2 separate regions of the Homo sapiens genome follow, and region 2 is linked to region 1. Evidence: read pairs that join two places in POLR2A ChIA-PET (ENCODE). Cell type or tissue: Caco-2. All regions are shown on one strand. Links, peaks and the distances in the headings refer to the core of each region. The heading gives the core; the rest is flanking DNA.

Evidence for each region. ChIA-PET counts read pairs that join two places held together with the same protein. Peaks named below come from ENCODE experiments on the same cell type or tissue, not always from the same donor. Only the 100,000 strongest peaks of a DNase experiment are listed, where the experiment ranks them.
Region 2: POLR2A ChIA-PET joins it to region 1 with 7 read pairs; 3 of 35 experiments call an interaction of 5 or more read pairs at or near these places.

Annotation. Positions count from the first base shown.
Region 1 is chr16:28,621,075-28,626,447 of GRCh38, forward strand. It overlaps a transcript of SULT1A1 not described here. Among named protein-coding and RNA genes, the nearest start is that of SULT1A1, 14 kb to the left of the region's middle. RefSeq lists an enhancer at 2,109-2,238 and silencers at 2,329-2,378, 2,429-2,598. In Caco-2, for the core only: no CTCF peak of the experiment used is centred there; DNase peaks (open chromatin) are centred at 2,237 and 2,557; H3K4me3 peaks cover 1,294 bases.
Region 2 is chr16:28,939,806-28,945,178 of GRCh38, forward strand. No RefSeq gene overlaps it. Among named protein-coding and RNA genes, the nearest start is that of NFATC2IP, 8.4 kb to the right of the region's middle. In Caco-2, for the core only: no CTCF peak of the experiment used is centred there; no DNase peak of the experiment used is centred there.

The DNA of each region.
Region 1 (5,373 bases), core at 103-5,102:
ACATTCCAGCCAGGATGATAAAGCGAGACTCTGTCTCCCAAAAAAAAAAAGAAAAGAAAAAGAGAACAATTTCACTAATTTCACTAGTTGTTTCCTCATTTGTAACATGAGAGTAATAAGAACAATCTCAGGTGCGAGGGCTCACGTCTGTGATCCCAGCACTTTGGGAGGCCATGATGGGCAGATTACTTGAGTTCAGGAGTTCGAGACGACCCTGGCAAACATGGTGAAACTTTGTCTCCATTAAAAATGCAAAAATTAGCCGGGCATGGTGGTGTGCATCTGTAATGCCAGCTACTTGGTAGGCTGAGGCAGGAGGATCGCTTGAACCTGAAGATGGAGGTTTCAATGAGCTGAGATCAGGCCACTGCACACTCCAGGCTGGGCAATAAAACAAGACTCTGTCTCAAAAAAAAAAAAAAAAAAAAAAAAAAGAAGAAGAAGAAGAAGAAGAAAAGAAAAAGAGAACAATCTCACTAGTTTTTTGAGGATTAAATAGCATTCTGGTCCCCTACCCCTTCACCGCTGTACAAGACTTCTTTAACAGTTGCTAGGAAGCTGTTTGCAAATCTAGTCTGCAAATCACACGCCGGGACCAGGCACAGACCTTCTGATAAAACAGGAGGCCCTAGCTCCCCGGCTGTCTGTTCTCCTGACCCACTGACCCCGTCAGGCTTAAGACCCATAGAGATTTTCTCCCCAGTTACCCACCCCATCCCCTTCAAGGCTATAGAAATTGCAATGATGATAGAGGCCACAGGGACCCTCCTGTGAGCAGATGGAGGATCTCCAAAGATTACAAGAATTTAACCAACTTGAGTGATCAGCCTGTTTTACAGCCTCCTGACCTCAACCTGTTCTTCCCCAGCCCTGGGTGGAATGAGGTCACCCTGTTTGTTTAAATCAGCTCCTAAATGACCCCAGGTTACTTACAGATGAACCCAAGTTAACTCTCCTCATTACCATGCTAAAGTCTTCACCCCGGGAGAAGCTATAGCTTCATGACTATAACCTATGCAACCTATGCGCTAGCATCATGACTCACTGGGACCCCTACTCTACATGCAATCATGCACCCTCTCCTTTCTCCATCACCCCATAAAACCCTCCTGTCTCTTTCTCTGGGGGACACACTACTTGGGAGAATATGCCCAGTGTCTTCCTTTCTTGTGCCAAGTAAAACTCCCATTGATCAAAACCCGCCTCTTGGTGGAGTCATTTGTGACTCGTTAAGGGAATGAACCCCGGTATTTTTCAGGTAACATTTCCATTGTTCTTATTGTACGCAGTAGAGAAGGTTTCCACAGTCAAGCCCCTGTCCCCCACACCCCAGGCCCGGGTCGGATTTTCTAAGGAGAGGGTTCCCTGAACCCTCACAGGTATATAGTCCTCTATGGCAAGGATCCAAGGTCCCTTGATGTTTTCCGTGAGACCCCAGGGGAAAATCTTGTTACCAAAGCAGGACTAGGCCCCTGGGCATGAATTTGCTGAAGATCCAGGCCCAACCTCAGATTCCACCTGCTCTGCCCCCCAGGGTCACGGGTCCCCTTGCATTTTGTTCCTGTGTTGGCCCCGGGGCCCCAGGCGTGGATTTTCTGAACAGCAGGTCGGTTCCTTCCCTGTCCCACGATTGGTTCACGGTCATTGCAGCTGCTATGGCCTTGAACTGGGATCTCCTTTATTTTCCCGTGGGCCTTTTTCAGGGGGCAAAGACCTCCGCAGCCCTGCCTACCTCCAGCCTTGGCCTACACCCAACCCCAGAGTCTGAGCCCCGACCCTAGTCCTCTAAATTCCTGACCTGCTGTACCTCTGGCTCCCCAATTTCTCGGCTCCCCAGCCAGTGCCTCCTGCAACTTCTCGCAATCAAACACCCCAGCCTCCAGCCTTTGCCCTGGCCCTTCAGGCCTCTGAAGCAGCTCCGGTCTCAGAGCCCCGGCTCCTGCCCGGGTCCCCAGGCTCCTGCAGCGCCCTCCCTCCAGCCGCTTGATCCCCAAGTCCCTGCCTCCAGTCCCCCAATACTGGTCCCACCCCCCAGGTTCCCCCCCCGGCCCCTCACCGGCGTAGAAGGCCGAGACCGCGATGGGCGCACCGACCACCTGGTCGCACAGCAACTTGGCCAGCATGGCGCGCGGCGCTCGGCCCGGGAGCGCGCGCTCCAGCAGGCCCAGCCACACGTAGTTGAAGTTGGCGTGGAAGGTCACCACCAACGTGGCCACGCGCCGCGTCTGGCGCCAGTCGGCCTAGCGGCCCTGCAGCCGTTGCTGCAGCACGTCCCCGGCGGAGACGAGCGAGCTACGGCACGCTCGTAGAGCGTAGAGCTACGTTGCTCGAGCAACGTAGAGCAGCACGTTGGTGGGCCACGGGTGGCGCCGGGCCGTGCGCGACAACGCCGGCCACCAGCCCGCCATGTCCGCGCTGTGGGCGCCCGCGATCAGGAGCCCGCGTGGTCGGAGGCTTCCTGCACCGCCTCCGGGCCTCGCCAGCCTCCAGCAGCTACTGCGCTGCAGCAGCCGGCACCTGCACCTGCCTCCTCCAGGAGCTCCTGAGCGGTTGGGCGCCCCGCGCACACCCAGCTCGTGCCGTCCAATCCGGAGGCCACGGGCCGTCGTGGGGGCTGAACGTTTGAAAGGTGCCCGGCCCACCCCCATGCATGGGTCCGTTGACACAAAATACCCAGAATAGGCAAAGCCACAGAGGCAGAAGGCATGGGGTTATTTATTTATTTATTTATTTTATTTTTATTAATTAATTAGATATTTTTGAGACGGAGTCTCGCTCTGTCGCCCAGGCTGGAGTGCAGTGGGGCGATCTGGGCTCACTGCAACCTCCGCCTCCCGGGTTCAAGCGATTCTCCTGCCTCAGCCTCCCGAGCAGCTGGGACTACACGCGTGCGCCATCACGCCCGACTAATTTTTGTATTTTTAGTGGAGACGGGGTTTCAATATGTTGGCCAGGCTGGTCTCGAGTGATCTGCCCGCCGCGGCCTCCCATATGGGGTTATTTTTTGGAGTGATGAAAACATTTTGAAATTAGATAGGTGTGATGGTTCCATGACTTTGTGAATATATTAAAAACCATTGAATTGTACACTTGAAAAAAGGAGGTGCATTTGGCCGGGTGCGGTGGCACATGCCTGTAATCCCAGCACTTTGAGAGAATTAGACAGGAGGATCCTTTGAGGGCAGGAGTTCCAGATTAGCCTGGACAAAATAGGAAGACCCCATCTCTACGAAAAAAAAAAGAAAAAGAAAAAGAAAAAAGTATTGTAATTACTCAGACTTGGTGGTGCGCACTGATAGTCTCAGCTACTGCTACTTGGGAGTCTGAGGTGGGAGGATCTCTTGAGCCCAGGAATTCAAGGTTGCAGTGAGCCACGATAGGGCCACTGCACTCCAGCCTGCAAAAAAAAAAAAAAAAAAAAAAAAAAAAAGAAAGAAAGAAAGAAAAAGAGAGAGAAAATAAAATGGTAAGTTTTATGGTATGTGAATTTATCTTAAAAAATGAAGGGACGGCCGGGCACGGTGGCTCACTCCTGTAATACCAGCACTTTGGGAGGCCAAGGCGGGCGGATCACGAGGTCAGGAGATCCAGACCATCCTGGCTAACACGGTGAAATCCCGTCTCTACTAAAAATACAAAAAATTAGCTGGGCGTGGTGGTGGGCACCTGTAGTCCCAGCTACTCGGGAGGCTGAGGCAGGAGAATGGCCTGAACCCAGGAGGTGGAGCTTGAAGTGAGCCAAGATCGCCCCACTGCACTCCACCCTGGCTGACAGAGGAAGACTCTTTCTCAAAAAAAGAAAAGAAAAGAAAAGAAATGCTAAGCAAAGTGTTCTGGTGTGTTTTGCCTGTTTTGGTAGTGGAAGGGAAGAAAATCTGTCTTTTTCTTTCTTCTCCCCCTTTAAACTATTTAAGAAGGGAACTGGGCACGGTGGCTCATGCCTGTAATCCCAACACTTTGGGAGGTCAAGGTGGGAGGATCACTTAGGTCCAGGAATTCAAGACCAGCCTGGGCCACATAGTAAGACCTCATCTCTACAAAAAAATAAAACATTAGGGCTGGGTGCCGTGGCTTACACCTGTAATCCCAGCACTGTGGCAGGCTGAGGGAGCTGGATCACCTTAGGTCAGGAGTTTAAGACGAGTCTGGCCAGCATGGCAAAACCCTGTCTCTACTAAATATACAAAAATTAGCTGGGCATGGTGGTGCGCACCTGTAATCCCAGCTACTCAGGAGGCTGAGGCAGGAGAATTGCTTGAACCGGGTAGGTAGAGGTTGCAGTGAGCCAAAATGGTGCCACTGCACTCCAGCTTGGGGGACAGAGCGAGACTCTGTCTCAAAATAAATAAATAAACATTATTTAAAAAAAAAAGATCCCCTGGGCATACAATAAGTAATACCATACTACTTAGGCAAATAAAGCCCAATTCTATCATTTGGGAATCTTAAGATCAGTTCTACCACTTTGTGGATCTTCAGACTCAATCTCTATTTTAGAGATATTAACATTGATTGATCCTACTATGTGCCAGGCACTGTCTTTCACAACTTCACATATATGATCTCATTTAATCCTCATTTAATTTTGGCAGAGAAAAGTTGAGCTCCTTACCCAGGATCGTATAACTAGGAAATAAAGACCAAAGCACATGCCTCACTCTTCTTGTTATTAGAAAAGATTTCCTTCTGTAAACCTCAGGACTTTACAAGCGAAATATTGGATTACTGTAATATGGTTCATCAGCCCAATTTATTTATTTTTATTATACTTTAAGTTCTAGGGTACATGTGCACAATGTGCAGGTTTGTTACATATGTATACATGTGCCACGTTGGTGTGCTGCACCCATGAACTCGTCATTTACATTAGGTATATCTCCTAATGCTATCTCTCCCGGCTTCCCCCACCCCATGACAAGCCCCAGGGTGTGATGTTCCCCACCCTGTGTCCAAGTGTTCTCATTGTTCAATTCCCACCTATGAGTGAGAACATGCGGTGTTTGATTTTCTGTCCTGGCGATAGTTTGCTCAGAATGATGGTTTCCAGCTTCATCCATGTTCCTACAAAGGACATGAACTCATCCATTTTTATGGCTGCATAGTATTCCATGGTGTATAATTGCCACGTTTTCTTAATCCAGTCTATCATTGATGGACATTTGGGTTGGTTCCAAGTCTTTGCTATTGTGAATAGTGCCGCAATAAACATATGTGTACATGTGTCTTTATAGCGGCATGATTTATAATCCTTTGGGTATATACCCAGCAATAGGATGGCTGGGTCAAATGGTATTTCTAGTTCTAGATCCTTGAGGAGTCGCCACACTGTCTTCCACAATGGTTGAACTAGTTTACAGTCCCACCAACAGTGTA
Region 2 (5,373 bases), core at 90-5,089, 320 kb after region 1:
TCCATGGCCTAGCCTTCACCTACTGCCCTCTTTTGCCCGCTGCCCACAGATCCGTCACGATCAGCCCCCTCCCACCATCCAGCTACCCAATTATCATTAATTCAGCAGTTACATGCTGGGTGCCCAGTGGAGAAACAGCCCAGGAATTAGCAGTCTAGTTAGAAGATGCTATTCATTGTCACTGAGTACTTATTTATTGAGCATCTACTATACTCTTCTTTTTTTTTTTGTTTTTGAGACAGGCTCTCGCTTTGTTGCCCAGGCTGGAGTGCAGTGGTGCAATCATGGCTCACTGCAGCCTCGACCTCCCAGGCTCAAGAATTTCTCCCACCTCAACCTCCCAAGTAGCTGGGATTACAGGTGCCCGCCACCATGCCCAGCTAATTTTTTGCATTTTTAGTAGAGACGGGGTTTCACTATGTTGGCCAGGCTGGTCTCGAACGCCTGACCTCATGATCCACCCGCCTCGGCCTCCCAAAGTGCTGGGATTACAGGTGTGAGCCACCGCACCCGGCCACAGCTCATTTTTTATTTTTTGTAGAGATGAGGTCTTGAATGCCTCATGCTGCCCAGGCTGGTCTTGAATGCCTGGGCTCCAGTGATCCTACCAACCTTGGCCTCCCAAAGTGCTGAGATTACAGGCGCCCACTATCACACCCGGATAATTTTGTATTTTTAGTAGAGACAGGGTTTCCCCATGCTGGCCAGGCTGGTCTCAAACTCCTGACCTCAGGTGATCCACCTGCCTCAGCCTCCCAAAGTTCTGGGATTACAGGCGTGAGCCACAGTGCCCGACCTTACTATGTTCTAAGCACTAATATCAATGAGCAAATTTTATCGTTACAATAACTTCACAAAGATAGTAAGCACTTATTATGTGGCAGGATTGTATTCAAATATTTTATGTATATTTTATGGACATGTTATGTATGTTTGTGTATATTCATTCATTTTATCTTTACGACCCTATGAGGTAGGTATACTATTAATATTATTTTCACCATTTCTTTTCTTTCTTTCTTTTTTTTTTTTTTTTTTTTTTTTTTGAGACAGGGTCTCACTCTGTCACCCAAGCTGGAGTGGGTGGTGCCATCTTGGCTCACTGCAACCTCTGCCTCCTGGGTTCAAGCTATTCTCCTGCCTCAGCCTCCCAAGTAGCTGGGATTACAGGCCTGTGCCACCACACCTGGCTAATTTTTGTATTTTTAGTAGAGATGGAGTTTCTCCATGTTGGCCAGGCTGGTCTCTATCTCCTGGCCCCCAGTTAACAGCTCCCTGCCTCGACCTCCCACCCTGTTTTTGTTGTAGAAATTTCTTCTTTATCTCTGAGCATGTAAAACTTACTTCATCTTTTTTTTTTTTTTTTTTTTTTTTTTTTTGAGACGGAGTCTCGCTCTGTCACCCAGGATGGAGTGCAGTGGCACTGTCTCGGCTCACTGCAACCTCTCTCTTCCCTGTTCAAGCGATTCTCCTGCCTCTGCCTCCTGAGTAGCTGGGATTATAGGCATGTGTCACCACACTCGACTAATTTCTGTATATTTAGTAGAGACGGGGTTTCACTATGTTGGCCAGGCCGATGTCGAACTCCTGACCTCAGGTGATCCACCCACTTCAGCCTCCCAAAGTGCTGGGATTGCAGGCGTGAGCCACTGCGCCTGGCCTTTTTTTTTTTTTTTTTTTTTTTGACAGAGTCTTGTTCTGTCACCCAGGCTGGAGTGCAGTGGCTTGATCATAGCTCACTGCAACTCCTGGCCTCAAGCAATCTGCCTGCCTTGCCCTCCCAAGGGTGCTGGGATTACAGGCACCCAGCCCCTAAAACTTCTTTCATCTGTATTAACATTACTACGATGTGCCAGGCATCGTACCGTTCTCCAGGTGGCGACTCATTTTATCTTTACCACTGTCCTATGAGGAAAGTACACTAAAAATTATTATTATTTTACAGCTAAGGAGATTGGGGCACAGATAAATTAAATACTTCAATTGCTAACTGACTTTAGGCAACTTAACCTGACCCTCCACTGCCTCAGCTATAAAATCCCATTAAGGCGGAGGCATGCTGTAGTTACTATTACTTTTACATGGCATGTAAAAGAAGTCAAAGAAACCTTCCATGGAGGCAGGGCACAGTGGCTTATGTCTGTAATCCCAGCCCTTTTGGAGGCCAAGGCAGGTGGGATCAACTGAGGTCAGGAGTTCGAGACCAGCCTGGCCAACATGGCGAAACCCGTTTCTACTAAAAATACAAAAATTAGCCGGGCATGGTGGCAGGCGCCTGTAATTACAGCTACTCGGGAGGCTGAGGCAGGAGAATTGCTTAAATCCGGGAGGCGGAGGTTGCAGTGAGCCGAGATGGCACCACTGCACTCCAGCCTGGGCAGCAGAGCGAGACTCTGTCTCAAAACAACAACAAAAACCTTCCATGGTGACCCCATGAGCCATGAGAATGGAAGTCCCCATGGAAGATTTCTTTGATTTCACGGAAGGTGTCTTTGACTTCTTTATGTTTCTCCTGCCTGTGACAGCCTCATGGGTTCCTGGGGCCCCACTGACAACCTCTGGGGCCGGCTTGCTTTGGCTCCTGCCACAGTCTTACAGGCTGCACAAGATTCTGACCATTTTATTTATGAGTTCCTCAGAACAGGTTTCTGCACCAGAGGTTTGGGCTAACTCCAAGCCTATACTTTGGTTAGCTTTGGGGTTCTGAGTGCCTGGATGGCTTTTTCCATTCATTCTCAGGCGGCTCGCTTCTACATTGTGAGCCAGGGCCTGGGGATGGATTTTTTTTTTTTTTTTTGAGATGACGTCTTGCTCTGTTGCCCAGGCTGGAGTGCAGAGGTGCGATCTCAGCTCACTGCAATCTCCGCCTCCTGGGTTCAAGCGATTCTCCTGCCTCAGCCTCCTGAGTAGCTTGGACTGTAGGCACGTGCCACTATACCGGCTAATTTTTGTATTTTTAGTAGAGACGGGGTTTCTCCATGTTGGTCAGGCTGGTCTCGAACTCTTGGCCTTAAGTGATCCACCCACCTCAGCCTCCCAAAGCCCAAAGTGCTGGGATTAAAGCCCAGGCTGGAGTGTAATGGTGTGATCTTGGCTCACTGCAACTTCTGCCTCTTGGCTTTAAGCGATTCTCCTGCCTCAGCCTCCTGAGTAGCTTGGATTACAGGTGCCTGCCACCATGCCCGGCTAATTTTTTATATTTTTAGTAGAGACGGTGGCGGGTCGGGGGGAGTTTCTCTATGTTGGCCAGGCTGGTCTTGAACTCCTGACCTCCTGATCCACCCGCCTCGGCCTCCCAAAGTGCTGGGATTACAGGCGTGAGCCACCTTGCCCGGCCCCCATGTGGGTGTTAAAATGCCAATCGTAGGGGATTCCTGCATTCCCACAGGCTGCTTGACTTCACTGTCCCCACTGCCCCCACCACTGTGGCTTTGATTTTCCTCCTTATTCTGGAACCAAGAAGATTCTGTCTTCCCTTTGAGCTTAGCTACCTATTAAAAAAAAAAAAAGCAGCACTCCTCATTATATTTTGCTTAGTGTATGCATGCATTTGGAATACAAACCTCTAGTACTTCTTTATGCTTGCATCTTGAACACAAGTCTCTGAGACTCCAAAAAAAATCCAGATCATCTGGTGCAGCATTTGTCTGCTCCCCACCAGCTGTTCACATTGCCATAATCCCCTACCTTAAGCTTCAGCTAAAATAAGCTCTCACATGGCTGTAATCCTTGCTGTTCCCTATTACCTTTTTTCCCAGCCTGCCTCATTCATCTTGGTTTCCTGCCTGTCTGAAGCACCTGAGCCTGTGACTCCTGGTGAAAATATCCTGCTGGCCAGGCTTGGTGGCTCACACCTGTGATCCCAGCACTTTGGGAGGCCGAAGCGGGTGGATCATGAGGTCAGGAGTTCGAGATCAGCCTGGCCAACATGGTGAAACCCTGTCTCTACTAAAAATACAAAAATTAGCCAGGCATGGTGGCTTGTGCCTGTAGTCTCAGCTACTGGGGAGGCTGAGGCATGACAATTGCTCAAACCCAGGAGGCGGAGGTTGCAGTGAGCCGAGATCGCGCCATTGCACTCTAGCTTCGGTGACAGAGCAAGATTCTGTCTCAAAAAATAGAAAACAAAAAGAACACATCCTGTCTTGCTGGGATCGGATCCATGTCCAAGTCATCTCTGTGCCCCTGCTCCCCAGCTGGGGGATGAGAAGGGTCAAGGAATGAGTGGGGAAGGAGGAGGAAGAGTGAATGAAGGGCTGTGGGAAGTGCTGTGATGGGTACTTTACGCATTTGGGGTGCAGAGGAAGGAGACACCCTTGTGGGCTCTGCCACTTTGGGGAGTCTCCCAGGAAGTTGAGGTTGGGACAGAGGTGTGCTGCCTCCCACCAAGTGCCCTGGAATCAGACTAGCTGTTTTTTGTTTGTTTGTTTGTTTGTTTTGATGGAGTCTGGTTCTGTCACCCAGGTTGGAGTGCAGTGGTGCAATCTTGGCTCACTGCAACCTCCACTTCCCAGGTTCAAGCAATTCTCCTGCCTCAGCCTCTTGAGTAGCTGGGACTACAGGCACACACCACCAAGCCCAGCTGCCCAGCTAGATTTTTTTTGTTTGTTTGTATTTTTAGTAGAGACAGGGTTTCATCATGTTGGCCAGGCTGGTCTTGAACACCTGACCTCAGATGATCCGCCTGCCTCAGCCTCCTAAAGTGGTGGGTTTACAGGCATAAGCCACTGTGCCTGGCCCAGACTAGCTGGGTTTATGTGAATCCTGGCTCCACCCCTTTCCAGCTACATGGCTTAAGCTCTCTGAACTGCAATTTCCTGGTCTGTAAAATAGACCATGAAATAGTAATTCAGAAAATGAGGACATTATCAATGAGTCTTAAATGACACGTAAAGCATACAACAGTGGCTTAGCAAGGACTCAAGCATGAGCTCTTATTATTTGACATCTTATTTATTTATTTATTTATTTATTTATTTATTTTGAGACAGGGTCTCACTAGGCTAGGCTAGGCCAGGTTAGAGGGTAATGGCACAATCATAGCCCACCGTAACTTTGAACTCCTGGATTTGAGTAGTTCTCTCACCTCAGCCTCCCTAGTAGCTGGGACTATAGGCGTGCACCACCACACCCGGCTGGCTAACTTCTGTATTTTTTGGTAGAGAAGGGGTTTTGCCATGTTGCCCAGGCTAGACTTGAGCTCCTGGCCTCAAGTGATCCTCCCACCTCGGCCTCCCAAAGGGCTAGGATTACAGTCGTGAGCCACTGCGCCTGGCCAAAAAATAATTTTTTTTTTTTTTAAGAGATGAGGTCTTGGCTGGGCACGGTGGCTCACACTTGTAATCTCAGCACTTTTGGAGGCTGAGGCGGGTG